Regions from separate parts of the Homo sapiens genome. Here region 2 is linked to region 1. The links are chromatin contacts, found by Hi-C or POLR2A ChIA-PET in ENCODE. All regions are on one chromosome and are shown on one strand. The core of a region is the stretch at or near the end of the contact, and the rest is flanking DNA. Distances in the headings are between cores, read along the strand shown.

Evidence for each region. Hi-C counts contacts between places; a loop is a spot of excess contacts on that map. ChIA-PET counts read pairs that join two places held with the same protein, here RNA polymerase II (POLR2A). Pooled maps may share reads with other maps.
Region 2: a pooled map shows a loop between it and region 1 (3-fold over the local background). The contact joins the promoter of RNF185 here to the promoter of RNF215 in region 1. A Hi-C loop is called at or near these places in 1 of 50 pooled maps. POLR2A ChIA-PET finds 5 or more read pairs at or near these places in 5 of 52 experiments (A673, MCF 10A, Panc1 and 2 more).

The regions. Positions count from the first base shown.
Region 1 is chr22:30,385,496-30,389,762 of GRCh38, forward strand. RNF215 (ring finger protein 215) reads right to left here and starts at 1,916. Exons shown (of 9, transcript NM_001017981.2): 1 at 1,534-1,916; 2 at 1,121-1,264; 3 at 575-646; 4 at 409-494. The coding sequence starts at 1,818. RefSeq lists a silencer at 1,656-2,015.
Region 2 is chr22:31,158,291-31,162,557 of GRCh38, forward strand. It overlaps RNF185 (ring finger protein 185), which reads left to right and starts at 1,892. Exons shown (of 7, transcript NM_152267.4): 1 at 1,892-2,013. MIR3928 (microRNA 3928) reads right to left here and starts at 1,829; the gene lies at 1,772-1,829.

The DNA of each region.
Region 1 (4,267 bases), core at 666-3,165:
CAGCAGCAGCAGTGGCAACGGGGGCTCCTGCCTGTAATCCCAGCACTTTGGGAGGCCGAGGCAGGTGGAACTGAGGTCAGGTGTTCAAGACCAGCCTGGCCAACATGGTGAAACCCTGTCTCTACTAAAAATACAAAAAATTAGCTGGGTGTGGTGGCACATGACTGTGATCCTAGCTACTTGGGAGACTGAGGCAGGAGAATCACTTGAACCTGGAAGGCAGAGGTTCCAGTGAGCCGAGATTGCGCCACTGCACTCCAGCCTGGGCAACACGAGTGATACTCCATCTCAAAAAAAAAAAAAAAGGCTAACAGGTAAGGCCCTGGTCCCAAGCCCCCTCAGTCCATGGGAGAACCAGGGGCTCTCTGTACCCAGGGTCAGTCCTTTGAAGTCTAAATACCAACTCACTGCAGCAATGCATCCAACAGCTTGGTGACATTGGAGGAATAATGGAGGACGATCACTGGCCTGAGCAGAAGCTGGGATATGTCCAGCTGCAGGGAGACAAGGAGGTCAGCAGGCCTGGGTCCCCCTTTCCCCAGCTTGCTTACCCTCACGGCCTGGTCCGATTTACCTCTCGGACCACGTTGTGGTTCAGGATGAGAAGAAGCAGGGCAGAGGCACCCAGGAAGAGGGCCCGCCGCATCTGCAGAGGGATAGAAGGCGAGAGGCTAGCATATACCCTGCCTGCACACCTGTCTCACCACCTGCAGCCCTAGCTGCTCTTAGCTCCTGGCCCTGCAGTGAGCAAAACTCTGGACAGACTGCCATAAGCTCCTTGAGGTCAAAGGTGGAAACTGCTTTCTTCCTCCTGCCTCCCTTCCAGATGCGCTGTGCCTTCCCCGGTCCTATCAGGGCAGTCCCAGCAGTGGTCGTCAGCAGCAGCTCCCCCATCCCATACTCTCAGAGCCTGGTCAAGCTTCTCAACCTCTCTCTGGCCTCCTCTCACCTCCCTGCTTCGAAGCCATACTGACTCCATTCTTCAAACTGGGGTGCCCTGACCCACCAGGCCTAGGGCTTCTCTGCAAGCTCTTAAGGGCCCATCTAAGGAGGGCCTGGCTCTAGCAGATGCCTTGGAATCCTTTCCTCCAGCCCCCTCCCCCATAGACATCCCCTGCACCTGCTGGACCAGGGCCTTGGGATAGGCCTGCGGGCCACTGCCCTTATTCTCCTGGTGGAACTGGGCCGCCTGCTCCTTGCCCACGTATGCCACTGCAATCCAGCCTTCCACTGGTGCCTCCTGCTCGGCATCCACGATGTCCATCTGTGTGGCAAGGGGCCATGAGCAGAGGGAGGTAGGGTGTGGTGGGGGAGGGAGCCGGGGTCATCACAGTGGATGCCAAGGCCAGAGTTCCCAGAGCATCTGGCTCTCTGGTTTGGGAAGCCGGAATGCTGGGGGCCTGGGGAGCCTGGGGAGGGGCGCTGGACTCTCAAGGCTTGGTGGAGGATGAACGTCGGTTCAGGGTGCGGGGTCTCTAGGGAGGGTTGAGAGAGGGGTTTAGTGATGCGGCCAGATGGCTCAGCAGCGCTCACCAGCAGCAGACGACCGCCCAGCAGGGGCGCCGGGTCGGCTTCGGAGCCGATCCTGACGCCCTCCAGGACCAGAGCGTCCTGGCGCGGCAGTCTCACGTCCACCCGCACGGCGCGGGCTCCGCCCCGCCCCGCCCCGGCCGCCGGCTCGCTGCCGTCCGCCGCGGCCCCGGGCCCCGCCAGGCCCAGCCACAGCGGCAGCAGGGGCAGCAGCAGCAGCAGCGGAGACGGAGGCGGCGGCGGAGGCGGCGGCGGCGATCTCAGCGCGGGGCGAGCGGCGGGGCCCATGGCCGGACCCGGCGAGCTGGCCCAACAGTGGGGCCAGGGGTCCCGGGCGCGGGGGGGATCGGAGGGAGCGAGGCCGCTGCCGGACGGGGCGGGGCGCCGGGAGGGGCGGGGCCGCGGCCGGACGGGGCGGGGCACCAGGAGGAACGGAGTGGGCGCTTGGCGGCTCTCGCGCCCAGACTGGGCCGCGGGCGCCCCCTGGTGGCCGCGGAGAGCTCAGGTGCCCGCGGCTGAGGGAGCTGGAGAGGGGCAAAACCGGGGTCGCAGCGGGAAGGCGGAAAGTCAGAGAGAGGAGGTGCTTCGGCAGCGGACGCGTCAGCGGGGCAGACAGGAAAATAGTTGGAAAGGGCGACCTGGGGGAGCAGAGACACGATCAGAGCCTGAGAAGGGCAGGAGCAAGGGATGTCTAAGGGGCCTGGTGGCAGGCCCTTGTTCTGCGGCAGCCCCGTGGACCCACGGGGTGGCCAGGGCCAAGTCACATCCCTCTCTTCCCCGGTCCTCCCTGTCTCGACCCCACTAAACAGCAGGAGGCAGAGAACCAGAGACTGGCGTGGGAAGCCGACAGGGGAGATAGAGGGGCAGGGGAAAGGGGCTGGGGGGCAAGGCAAAACGAAGCAGGCAGGGACTCAGTGCCTCAGTGGGACCGAGAGGCTGGGTCACTTCCCTCATCTGTGAAATGGGCACCATAGGCCGGGCGCGGTGGCTCACGCCTGTAATCCCAGCACTTTGGGAGGCCGAGGCGGGCGGATCACCTGAGGTCGGGAGTTCGAGACCCGCCTGACCAACATGGAGAAACCCCGTCTCTACTAAAAATACAAAATTAGCCGGGCGTGGTGGCGCATGCCTGTAATTCCAGCTACTCAGGAGGCTGAGGCAGGAGAATCGCTTGAACCCGGGAGGCGGAGGTTGCGGCGAGCCGAGATCGCGCCATTGGAATCCAGCCTGGGCGACAAGAGTGAAACTCCGTCTCTAAATAAATAAATAAATAAATAAGCACCATGTACAATCAACACTGCCTCACCCCCAGCAAATAACTCAAATGTCTACTGGAATGTGGAAGTTCCACTACTGTTCTAAAACTTGTCCGTTTCTCCAAGGGTTGGGGCTGCTGGGAGCTGGCTCAGTCTGAAACCTGAGCCTTTAAAAATTGTATGGTGGGCAGGGCGCGGTGGGTCACGCCTGTAATCCCAGCACTTTGGGAGGCTGAGGCAGGCGGATCATGAGGTTAGCAGATCGAAACCATCGTGGCTAACAAGGTGAAACCCCGTCTCTACTAAAAATGCAAAAAAATAGCCGGGCATGTTGGGAGGCGCCTGTAGTCCCAGCTACTCGGGAGGCTGAGGCAGCAGAATGGCGTGAACCCGGGAGGCGGAGCTTGCAGTGACCTGAGATGGTGCCACTGCACTCCAACCTGGGCCAGATGAGCCACAACACTCTTTTTTCTCCAGAAAAATTGAAAGAATTTTACAGTGAACACCTGTAGGAACACTGATATGGGATGACCAAGTTGCTCCTGAAGAAGTGTGAGACGGGTATATAAGACAGCCCCCGATATCAGCCTAAAGACAGACAAATGGAACATGAAATAGGCCAGAAACTGACCCACACATCTAAAGATGGTGTACATCAGAGGAAACATTGTGTTTGTGGAGATACAAGGAGGCAGTAGCATGGACTGTTTGGTAAATTGTGCTAAGAAATTGAATTAACCATTAGGAGAAGAAATTAGACCCCTATTACATACACATCATATACAAAATATGAATTCCATATAGATTAAAGACCTAAATAAGAAAAGTAAAAGTTTAAGCATTAAAAAATTATTTATGCATTTATTTTTGAGACAGGGTCTCTCTCTGTTGCCCAGGCTGGAATGCAATGGTGCCTTCTCAGCTCATTGCAACCTCCAGGGTCAACTGATTCTCCCACCTCAGCCTCCAAAGTAGCTGAGACCACAGGGGTGTGTCACCATGCCCAGCTAATTTTTTTTTTTTTTTTTTTTTTTTTTGTAGAGACAGGGTTTCACCATGTTGCCCACGCTGGTCTTGAACTCCTGGGCTCAAGGGAACTGCCTGCCTCAGCCTCCCAAAGTGCTGGGCTTACAGGCAATAGCCACTGCACGTAGCTAGATTCTCTGTTCTGTTCCATTGGTCTATAGTAGTCTCCCCTTACCTGAGGTTTTAGTTACCTTCAGCCAACCGAGGTCCAAAAAAATATTAAATGGAAAATTCCAGAAATAAACAGTTCATAAGTTTTAAATTGCATGCTGTTCTGAGTAGCATGATGAAATCTCTTGCCCTTCCTCTCCATCCCTCCCTGGATATGAATCCTCCCCACGCTGTAAATGTTACCACCTGTTAGTCACTTAGTAGGCCTCAGAGTTATCAGATTGAAGAAACACAGTATGTTTTCAGCACTACCTGAGGTTTCCGGCATCCACTGAGGATCTTGG
Region 2 (4,267 bases), core at 642-3,141, 770 kb after region 1:
CTTAGCGCTTGGTTTCAAATCCAGGTTTGTGTGACTGGAAACATCCCTTGTATTACTTCTTGATCACAGGAACTTGCAAAGGTGGCTGGCAGACTAGGACTTTCATCTATGAGCTTATTTCATCTACTATTTTTTATTTTTTTTTCTGAGATGGAGTTTCACTCTTGTCGCCCAGGCTGGAGTGCAATGGCACGATCTTGGCTCACTATAACCTCTGTCTCCTGGGTTCAGGCAATTCTCCAGCCTCAGCCTCCCAAGTAGCCGGGATTACAGGTGCCCGCCACCACGCCTGGCTAATTTTTGTATTTTTAGTAGAGATGAGTTTCACCATGTTGGCCAGGCTGGTCTCGAACTCCTAACCTCAGGTGATCTGCCTGCCTCGACCTCCCAAAGTGCTGGTATTATAGGCGTGAGCCACCGCGCCGGCCTTTATCTACTATGTTCACCTCCTACTCAGGTCCGATCCCTAACCGTTCCTGGGATAACTGTAGGTACTTAATAAATGCTTGTTGAATGAATGAAGATGGCTGTCAAGAACTCCAATGACTGCTTGAGTGCAAATCACAAGCTCCATCACCTATCAGTATGTGATTTGATACAATATGTATTAACAGCTAATCCACAATCCATATTCAAATTTCATTACTTGTCCCAATATTGTCCATTACAACTATTCCACCACCACCACTACCCCAGTCCAGGGTCCTATTTAGAATCACACACCACATTTTGTTGTCATGCTTCTTTAGTCTCCTTTAAACTGGAACAGTTCCTCAGCTTTTCTCTGTTTTTCATGACAATGAGTTATTTTGTAGACAGTGTCCTTCATTTGGGGTTCTCTAGCACTTCCTCATGAGATGTGTACGGTGCACTTTTGACAGAAATACCACAGATGTGTTCTCAGTGCATTTTATTAGGAGGCCCTTGATCTGACCCATTAACTAGTGGTGTTAACTTTGATCACTTTGATCTGTTTGTTCTGCTAGGTTAAACCTCTGTAACATCACCATTTTCCCTTTGTAATCAATAGCTAATTTATGGGAGACACTTTTGCTGTTGTAAACATCCCGTTTCTCTAGTTTTACCACACATTATTGATTTCCTAATTCCACCATGTTTATTAGCTAGCATTCTACTAAAAGGAAGACTTTCCCTTCACCCATTAATATGCTCACTTCTTTATGTTTGTAAAGACTCATGGATTACTATTTTATTCAATTAGTTATACTCTATTACTATCACTCCATATTTTGATTCTGAAATTGCCCTGACTTGGCCAGTAAGATCTCCTTAAAGACAGCTCCTGTGTTCTTTGACACATTCCCATGATTCTTATTACCATCATCCTTATATTCTGGTGTAACAAGATGTTCCAAGTTTATCTGGTACTTTCCGGAATGAGTTAGTTCTTTCTCTCTCTCTTTTTTTTTTTTTTTTTTGACGGAGTCTCACTCTGACGCCCAGGCTAGAGTGCAGTGGTGCGATCTCAGCTCACTGCAACCTCCGCCTCCCGGGTTCAAGCGATTATCCTGCCTCAGCCTCCCGAGTAGCTGGGATTACAGGTGTGCGCCACCACGACCGGCTACTTTTTGTATTTTGAGTACAGAGGGGTTTCACCATTTTGGCCAGGCTGGTCTCGAACTCCTGACCTCAAGTGATCCATCCGCCGCGGCCTCCCAAACTGCTGGAATTACAGGTGGGAGCCACCGCGCCCGGCCGGAATCAGTTTTTTTCTTTTAGGAGCCCCGAACCCAAAGCTCTTTGAAAAGCTGCCGAAGCTCCAAGGTTCCTCCGCTTCCTGCCCGCAGGCGGAACCTTAGAGCTTCAGCCATGGAAATTAACCTCTTCCGGTTGGGGCCGGAAGTCCCTCCGAGAGGGGCGGCTCCGCGTCATGTGACTGGAGTCCGCGTAGGAGGGGTCGGAGGTCTTACCCAACAGATTGACGCGGCGTTAGTATTGGCCGTGTACCCGAAAAACTGATTGACTGGGCTGGCGTTAACTGTGCGGAGGCAGGTATGTGAGGGGCTGGGGTTGGGGCGGGGGCGCCAAAGTTTAGGGACGGGGGCGGGAGACCCGGGTCCGCCTTCCCAGGACACACGGGCTTGAACATCTGAGCCCAGGGGCCCAGAGACAGCAAGACCGGTCGTGTCTGTCCCCGAAAAGAGGACGAGCTGGCGTTGTGGTTCTGCGTCCCATGAATACAGATTGGGGAAACTGAGGCCTTGCGAAAGAGAAGGGCTCCCACAAGCTCTCCTTTCGAGGCATGGGCACTGATTCCCATTCTATCCCCCGTGCGAGACCGCCTCTATCATCTGGGAGTGCATTTCACGAGTTTGCCCTGAGTGGAGAAGCAGAGGCCGGGGAGCGCGGTGAACAGAGTTGGGCTGAAAGTAAGAGACCTGGATTCGAGACTTCGCCACCGACAGACAATTGTGCGTTCTGGGCCAAATCTCTTCCCTGTGCTGGGCCTCAGTTTTCTCGTCTCTAAAACGGGGCAGTGTTTTTCAAAATATGGTTCTTACACCATCTGCTTTGTAATTCTCTGAGATGCCGGCTTTACAGCGCGGGACTCAATTCAGACTTCTGGTTTAGAATCTGAACTTATGCGTAGGGGGGTCCTGTATATACTAATGTTTGAAGCTCATTGATTTTAAGTGCTTTCCTGCTGTGAGCACTAGATATCCATTCTTCGCTTTGAGGCAGCTGGTGCCAGTTCAGGAACTTTGAAAGAACTGGAATGGTTAGCTCAGTAAAGAGAGCACTGGAAGGGAATTAACTTTTTAAAAATTGAAAATACTGTTACGGCAAAGAGGGCTTCCACTTCATCTTTAGGCTAAAAGAGGCAGAACTAGGACTAACAGGTGAATTCTACAGGAAGGCAAGATTTTTGCTTAATAGAAGAACTTAAATGGAAGAATCGTCAGAGGTGACCACCGATGGAGTGAATGGATTGCCTCCGTGCCTCCTTTCGAGGGAGGTATATAGGTATTAGATGAAGGTCCTTTCCAACTTGAAAGTCTGTGATTCCAAGGAGTTGTTCTGCATCTTTCTGGTGCTGACTCTGCTCTCAAGGCAAATGTGACTTTTTTCTTCTCTTTTGACACTTCCATCACTTTAGCCTACATCTCCTGTAAATAAGGCCAATGCATCTGACCTTACATAATCTCTTCCTGGTTGTCCTGTGCACCATCCTTCTTTTCAAGGACTTTGGAATGACCCAATATCTGATAGAGGCACCTTAAATGTTTATTGAATGAATAAGTAAACTGGGTCCCACCCCATGGGTTAGTAGCTTTTTTCTAAGAACAAGTTGGAAATGCCTCTGAAGATTTTATGTTTGACCAGGAGAAGCCAGTGAACTCTGAATCACAAAATTGAGGACTCTCAGTTGAAAGCACCCCTTGAGGTTGTTCAGACCAGCCTTCTCTTCCCTGGAACATAATCCCTGCTTGAATCCTCTCTTCAGCAATATGTGTATAGATGTGAGAGAATTTTTGCAGTCTGTTGGCTAGCTTTCCATGCATCATATAAAAACAGTCCTCTTATAGACTTGACTTGCCAGTTCACACACATGACAAGTTCCAGCTTTTTTTTTTTTTTTTTTGAGTATTTAGTAGAGATGGGGTTTCACCATGTTGGCCAGGCTGGTCTCGAACTCCTGACCTCAAGTGATCCGCCTGCCTCAGCCTCCCAAAGTGCTGGGATTTCAGGTGTAAGCCACTGTGCCTGGCCTCTAGCATACCTTTGGTTTTCTAATCAAACATTATTATGTCCTTATTTTGTGCATTACAAAGCTCTGCCTAAATCACTTTTTCAACACCTGCTAGAATGCTTAGGAATGTTTATGTTGTCTTAGGGAGCAGAGGCTCCATATTATGACCCAGTTCTGCTGACTTGCTCCCCCGCCGCCACAAAAGTTAGGGTTGAGCCAAAACTTCCTGCCAGTTATCGACTTGTGTTTCCCAAGATTAAAAAATAAAAAAGTTGTGAAATGCTTATTCAGATGTTATCCAGGTACTGGGTAAAATGATCTTAATTTGTTGGAGTTTTTAGAACTTCTCGATCTAAAAGTTTCCTTTTAAAGAAGTGTCTGAATTGACATTCTCATAAGTATGTTCTTCAGGCCACTGGTCTGAAGAAGTGGCTCTGAAAAAAGGATTTGATGCTAATAATAAGTTTGAGAAAGCCACATACCATTATTCTTTCTTGGAGCTTCTCAATGTGTAATACCACATTAAAACCACTGAGAGGTCCTGCAATAAGGAAA